Regions from separate parts of the Homo sapiens genome. Here region 1 is linked to region 2. Evidence: chromatin contacts called from ENCODE Hi-C data. All regions are on one chromosome and are shown on one strand. The core of a region is the stretch at or near the end of the contact, and the rest is flanking DNA. Distances in the headings are between cores, read along the strand shown. Region 1 overlaps SPRY3 (sprouty RTK signaling antagonist 3). Region 2 holds the start of TMLHE (trimethyllysine hydroxylase, epsilon).

Evidence for each region. Hi-C counts contacts between places; a loop is a spot of excess contacts on that map. Pooled maps may share reads with other maps.
Region 1: a map of endothelial cell of umbilical vein shows a loop between it and region 2 (20-fold over the local background). The contact joins the enhancer-like site here to the promoter of TMLHE in region 2. A Hi-C loop is called at or near these places in 3 of 168 maps with a recorded cell type or tissue (Right ventricle myocardium inferior, ascending aorta and endothelial cell of umbilical vein) and 7 of 50 pooled maps.

What each region holds. Positions count from the first base shown.
Region 1 is chrX:155,744,298-155,747,786 of GRCh38, forward strand. The region is part of intron 1 of SPRY3 (sprouty RTK signaling antagonist 3); the gene reads left to right. Among named protein-coding and RNA genes, the nearest start is that of TMLHE, 130 kb to the left of the region's middle. Within about 2 kb of position 1,619, at least 2 of the 41 ENCODE cell types and tissues checked have a DNase peak (open chromatin) inside an H3K27ac peak, as active enhancers do.
Region 2 is chrX:155,610,994-155,614,906 of GRCh38, forward strand. TMLHE (trimethyllysine hydroxylase, epsilon) reads right to left here and starts at 1,959. Exons shown (of 8, transcript NM_018196.4): 1 at 1,799-1,959. SPRY3 (sprouty RTK signaling antagonist 3) reads left to right here and starts at 1,593. Exons shown (of 3, transcript NM_001304990.2): 1 at 1,593-1,654.

The DNA.
Region 1 (3,489 bases), core at 369-2,868, 130 kb after region 2:
TGTCCTACCATAATGCATGCTCTTGCAAGGACAGACAGACACCATGATATCCTTAGGATCTCCTGAGGCAGTTTGTGTAAAAGGAGGCAACTTGCCACCAAAGTGGGAAAGAAGTGGTTAAACAGCAACAGTAGGGCTCCTGCTTCCTGGAGCTGTTGGGTGACATTTCCCTGCAACAATCCTAGAATCTTAAAGTGTGGTGTCGGTTTCACTTCGGATTCCAAACGGGAAGGGACTTTTCCTGGCAAACGCAGTTTAAAGTGTTTCTTTCAGTGTCATGCTGTACAGAAAAATACTAATCCCACAGAGAAAATTAGTCACAAAAACAGAAGGAAAAAAATACAACATGAGTGCAGACCCAGGACACTAAAGTCAGAGAGACAGAACCACAGCCTCGCACAACCATTGCTCACATTGTGTAAAGCATTACTGGAAGGAAACAAAGTCTTCAATAGAAACCTGCTGCACCACTCTTAGCAAACTCCTTTTGTTTGACCTGGGGCCACTTTACCTGTGGATTGTTTTGTAGCAGATTTTCCAGGTAATGCTTAGATTTTTCATGCTCCCCCAGTTCATTGGATTGGGCTTCAGGGGTTCTTTCTGGTGTGTGTCTGATTCAGATTGTATTTTAGGAATACTTAGAATTGAGGAAGAATAGGATGCTAAGCTACTGAGTGCAAAGCCTCTTTACTAACTTCCAATAATATCTGAACTCATGTCTAAGGAACATAGAAGCATCTTTCAATTCCTAGTCTCATTTTCTCACCATTCAAATGTTCCTTAGGGAGAATAGAGATCCTATGCAAGTCTCAGGAATTGCTCTAGAGAAAACTATCTTTCCCCAAGCTTGAGAAACTTATCCCAGACCAACTTTCTTTCCCCAAATTTTGTTTAAATTAAAAATAGGCAACTAGAGGGGGTCAGCTAGTTGGTGTTCCATAGATGCTTTCCTTGAAGCAGGGTAAAGAGCTTTGATTTATTCTTAATTGTTTCTGTCATTTAAGGGTGCATCAGAGACCCTGTTGTAATATTAAATTATATCACTATTGAGGAGCCCATAAGGCTGGGGCCGGTACAAGGATCATCATGAAGTGCAGCTATTGAGAGCTACTGACAACTTCTTAGAGGTGTGGCTGAAAGCAGCTAGCAAGAATATAAGAGACAAAATCTTGTGTTGAGGGAAGTCACCTGTGAGAGCAGCAGGTAGATGTTGAGGCTTGGGAGACCTTATTGTTCTAAGATACCTGGCCTTGTCTTCCAAACAAAAAATCATCCTTGACATGCAGAAAGACTACTGATTTCTCAATAGATTTATAATGGAACAGATATAATGATGTGACCTGGAGCAATTTCTTTAACCTCATACAGAATCAAATTCCCCATCTGCACATAAAAGTATTTACCTCATAGGTTTATTGTGAAGCTTAAGATAAAATATGTAATTTACCTTGCATAATGCTTGGCATATAGTAAGCACCGAATATACATTAGTTATTAATATTGTTATTTTCATGAGCAAACCTAGTAGTGATAAAAGCTCAGAAACACTGGGTAGGAGCTTGAGCTAGCTACAGAGAACTTGAATTGTAACCTGGCCTTCAGATTCCTCATCAGAAGGGTGGGACCAGGAATAAGAGCGAGCGTTACACTTGGCTCAAGTCCAAACTGCATGACTGCACAAACACTGTAACTGCTCTGTATTCAGACACATTTGAAAGGATTTTTCCAGCATAAATTTCTAAATGTGCTGCTTGTTTTGTAATTCAATCTAGGGCAGCAGCAGCAGTGCTATCATTATTTACATTTCTAGCTTTTGGTCTTGGATCCAAAATATTTGTAGCAGTGTGAATTGGCTCATAAGAAAATTCTTCTCTTTTCTTCAAAAAAGTTTCATGTTACTTTCTTTTATACCTGTAAGCAAGTAAATATTAATAATCTTTTACATTGATTTGTTTCTGAGACATTTGGTCAGAAATAATTTGCAGAAATAAATTGATTCAGACACTGTAGCTAATTTAACATTAATTTTTTCCTATTTCTTTGATTTTTAGAAATTATTCCAGTAGAGGAGAACCTCATCAGCAACATATTAACTTTCTGATATTGTTAATACAATTTTTTCATTTTAATGAACAAAAGGCAATACAAAGACCTTGTAAACAATTAGAAAATCATCTTGCCCTCAATTAAATTTTCTATTCTCCAAGATTTAAATTTTCAACAGTAACCTAAATAGCTGTTAACCCTCTATTCATGAGTGTAAAGGGGAGAAAACATTTTTGTTTATGTATATGTCAAGTCTTAAGATTGTTTCAATAGTGACCAGTTCCTTTTCAGTCTTTCCTTTACCTTGGTTGTGTTTGAGTCTTAAGTTCTCGGACATTAATAACTGCACATTGGGTACTCAAATTCTGGAAGGACTAACCTGGCTGATCTATAATGGACAGCTGTGCATGACCCCAATAAATGAACTCCTGCATAATCTGCAACTAGTCTAGACTACAAGCAGTAAATAGTTGTTGAAGGATGAATGATGGAATGGTCAGGACTTTTCTATGTAAGAAGGCTACTGAGAGTGTTCACTCCACACATAAGGTTTCCAGGTACTATATGTTTCTATTTCTGTCTGTATTTCCATTTACTCTTTCTTTAAATCTTTTATTGTCTCCTCTTGGCTCCAAACTGTGGATCTGGGACCACATGCGACTCCAAGTAAACTTTCAGCCCTCAAATGACCTCAGTATTACATCCTTCCTGAAGTATCGCAGAATTTTTCTCTAAATTAAAGGAGAATCACAGGACGTCACACTTAATGACTGCTGATTCAAAATTAATTTTCCTTCCTTTGATGCCTAAATCTACTTCAGCACATAATTATAGAATTCTGCTTTGGAAGGGGCCCTAGAGCTTAATCTAATTTTCAACTAATTGCAGGATTCATTATTAGAGAACCAATGATAGTTTGTAAATCAGTCTTTGAGCATTTACCTGATAAAACTATTCCATCAGTAGTTAGAAACTATTCCATTAGTACTTAGCTCTTAAAATGAGCTAAGACCCACCTCCTTAAAACTTCCTTTGAGCAAAGCTTCATGGCCCCACAAAAGAAAAGATTTTCCTATTTTCATTTAAAATATCATATTATTAAATTATCTCTAAATGGCAAATATAGCATATTTTAACAGGAAGTATTCCTAGTGGTTCTATCTCCATTAATCCATACTCCAAAATATTGCCCACTCTTTTAAGCTACCAGCCCTATGCAGTATCCCAAATATCAGTGCCAAAACCAGAAGTGCATTCTCCTATTACATTAATAATAATTTTACAGTATGGTGGCAGGAAATGCACTTTCAGTTCACTGGCTATAGCTATTAAACTATGAGGAAATGACTGCCTGGAAGGCAGCCAGGTCCTTGGCTTAAAGGCCAACTCTGAGGAAGACAAAGGTAATACAAGAAGGGAAACTATGCCACCTGACCAAAAACG
Region 2 (3,913 bases), core at 709-3,208:
ACAAGGCAGACACCAGGTCCTGCCAAATAGCCAATGCAAAACTCACCCTTCAGGTTGGCTCAGCAGATATCCAGCATAATTTTTTTCTCACCTTTCAAACCATTTGGGAAATCATGAGGTATTTTCCTCATCCAGAAGAACACTCACCTACATATCAGCCACTCCTTCCCTAGAACCTACAGGTATGGAGCAGGCTGGGTTTTTTCAAGAGCCTCTTATCCTGTAAATCTTTACACAGGGCAATGGCAGGTGCATGTACAGCCCATATGAGCCCAGGGGATGCTTGGTATTATAGAAAGGGGATCACAGTGGTGCCCAACTGATGGATCCGTGTTCAGTTTGCAGGAAGAGACTCTTCCCACCAAAGAGGTTTGTTAATCCTGGGGTCCCCCTCCCAGCCCCTGGAGGCATCAGATACAGCTGTCAGAAACATTGTAAACACCCAGTGATCCACTTGGCTGGTTTTACTGTTGTTCCCAGGGTTGACAAGCAGAAATACAGAACAAATGGTGGTTCCTGAAACAGAGGCCAAAACAAGGAAGTGATCTGTTCCAGTCCAAGCTTCCAAGAAATAAAGAACTAGGTGGGGCACACTAAACAAGCCCCCAGACTCAACCACCCCAGTAAACATTCCCTTCATCACACTGGTTATGAGATAAAGTATAAGTTTTTTAAGCCTTATTATAAATAACCTTACTTAACGTCTTCTGGTTGTTGTGAAAATTATAGTATTTTGCAAAATATATGTTCACCATTATCATTACCACCAGTTCCTTAATGAGGAGAAACCAGAAGTTGACACCAAAATGTTGATCCATAATGTTTATAGTCCTTCTTTGTCTTTATAGTTAATGTAAAATAAACTGTATGTAATTTTTACTACAGTGTGTCCTGAAAGGGCAAACCAAGCTACAAGCAACTCTAAAAGACTACTACTGTATGGGAGTGGATTATGAAAGTGTTTCTTAAATATGAGAGCTCAAGTTTTTCTTTCAGCGACTGAGTTAAAGCACGCAACTCATTTATCATGAGACTTTTGCTAGGCAGTGTACTATGTCCACTCAACACACATCATTTTAGGCAATCATCTGGTTAAAACGTTTAATAGTATGGCATTCACAAACCCATTCTTCAGAGTTGACATTCAATTAATGGTTTGAATGTCGTTTCCAGGGCAGTCAGGAGTATTTAAAGGCTTTTCCATTGTTTTCGGAAGAGAAAGAAAACTTCCTAGCCTAACTTACTTACCCAGAGCCTTGCTCCAGAGGGGGCAGACAAAGGGTAAAATCTGGGCAGAGAACATTAGTGGATATGAGAACGAAAGAAAGTGCTGCAAGATCTTGCAGACAGCTGAGTTCCACCTTCCACTCTACTGCCGAACAAAGTGAGGCAGGAAGAGGGTAGGGACTCGCTGAAAGCTAAACACCAAGTCAGTGACAGATCCAGGGCTGTAAAGTCCGACCGAGATTGAAACAATGTACACTGGGCGTCAGTCCCAACGCGAGCTTGCTCCAGCTCTTCCAGCTCTTCCTGAGCGCTAGGCCCATCCGGCCTCACGCTGATCTCCGGGCAGACTCTGTCGCGCAACTGGCACAGATCGTGACGACAACCCTGCGGCAAGGCAGGAGTGGCCTTCCTCTCCGCCAGGGTTAAGGTGAGTACCACCGCCCTTGGGCCCAGCAGCCCGGGTGAGAGCCTCCGCCGCCCACTGCGACAGGCCTGAAAGCGAGCGCCTGGGTAAACCCACCCGTAGCACCCATGGGGACACCCCTTCCCTGACCCACGGGACGGAACCCACCTGTGCTGGAGGTCGTGACTGCTAACTCCGCAGAGTGGGCAGAATTCCAAGCAAGGAGAGTCTCGGGAGGCAGCCTTTCACCCGCCTTTTGCCTTTTCACCCCCAAAACTGTCGGCCCCACGCTCCCCTCCCCCAGCCCGCTCGGGCCCAGCGGAGAGCCTGTAGGCCCCGCCCCACTCCTTCCGGCCGTGCAGGGTGGGTGCCTCTGGCGCCCGGGACTTCGCCCGGTGCTAGGGCGTCAGTCTCCCATTCGGAAGGACTGGGCCGGGGCACTCTATTCAATCGCCTTTAGTGAACATACTTGAAGCTATAGGTGCAGGGATGAGAAAAAACAGGCCCATAAAGCTATAAAACCTGGGTCCCCTGCCTGCCATTTCAGTGCTCCTCCCGAGTCCTCCCACTACGCTTCTATTTATGGTAGTTTATCCAGGTTTACTAGAAGTAAAATTCTACTACCTTTCCACCATTTTCTTGAGTTTATGGAAGTCATATACCGCTCATTACTCCCATCGATTCAGCTGAGCATCTTGAACCCAGGGTCCAGATACAGTGCTACATACAGTGAGCACTAGAAGGGAATACCCATTAGGAATGAACACCTTATGCAGGTAAAAATTTAAGAACGATACATATTACAAAGAAGGACCAAAAAGTATACTGAAATAGTATATGCAATGGAAATCCAAGGCAGATTTAAAAAATGAGAGTAAGAACAACAAAAAAAATCAAATGCATATATACTGAAAATGGGAAATTGTGCAGTATTATATTTATTCGAGATTAAAAGTGTTAATCTAATGTCAAAAAAGCAATAAAGGAATTGGTTTGTAGAAGTCAGGATCAACAAAAGAAGAAAAAGCCTCCACATCTTTGCCCTGGAATTCCTTCTGCCATGAATGCTCTTACCCGGCACTTGTTTATTTGGAAAACGGCTACTCGTTATTTTTGACTCAATTTAGATAGCACCTCCTCTGTGAAGCCTTCCCTGTCTTTCCCAGATAAGTTTGTATATTTTTTTTCCCTAGGTCCAGTATGCCCAATGGATCTCGTACAGGCCTCAAGAGTACCACTTACTCTAGATTATAATTTCTCTTTCTGCATGTCTTTGTCCTCTAATGAATAAGTAGCTTCTTGAGAGCAGAAAACTTGTGTTTTTCATATTTGTTCTCCAAGCACAGAGTCTAAAATGTCTATATATTTAATAAATATTTGTTAAAAAATTTCTAGAACCAGTGTGTAAACAAAAGGACATATCCAGAGTGTGAATGTAACATAAAGAGGAAAAACTAAGTACAATGAGAATCTAGATTTAGTCTGGCTGGTATTCATTCATGCAATAAACATTAATGAGTGCCTACTGTATGCCAGGCACTGTACTAAGATCTGGGTGTAAAATGATAAACAAAGCCCAGATATAGTCCATGCCCTTATGCCCTTATGTTTAAAGAACAAATTGGAGTTGGCCAGGCAAATGGGAAAACAAAAAAAGTTTTGGGCAGAAAGAACAGCATGATCCAATGTCCTGTAACAGGAAGATCATAACTGTAGCAATTAGAGTGAATGAGCTCACTTAAAGCTAAGCTGAAATCAACACAAAGTACTCAGAAAAGGCAACAGGTTGATAGACAATACCTGTTTGTTTGAGTCAGTAAAAGAAGCAAGTTTCCTTAATAATAGTAACCAACATTTATAAAATGTGCACTATATGCTAAACACTGGGCTAAGTGTTTGTTTTATATCAAACACTTAAGGTAGATGATATTATTTCTACTTTAAGGATAAGGCAACTGAGGCACAGATAGGTTAAGCAATTTTCACCAGGATCACATGGCAGATAAATTTCAGAGCTGAGATTCAAACCTAGGTAATTTGGCTCCAGACTCTAGGGAGCCTGGATATTTTACTTTTAATAAAATATAAATTTTACTTGTAATAAAATAAAAGTCAGATATTTTACTGTTTCCTCTCTCTGTGTGTGTGTGTGTAGCAGGTCACATGGTGTATGGCACAGAGTGGAACTTCTTAATATTTTTGGAATGAATGAATAGCTGAATAAAAGCAATAGGTACAAATGTGCTAGAAAACAAAATAGAAAAAAACAATAGTATCTGGGTC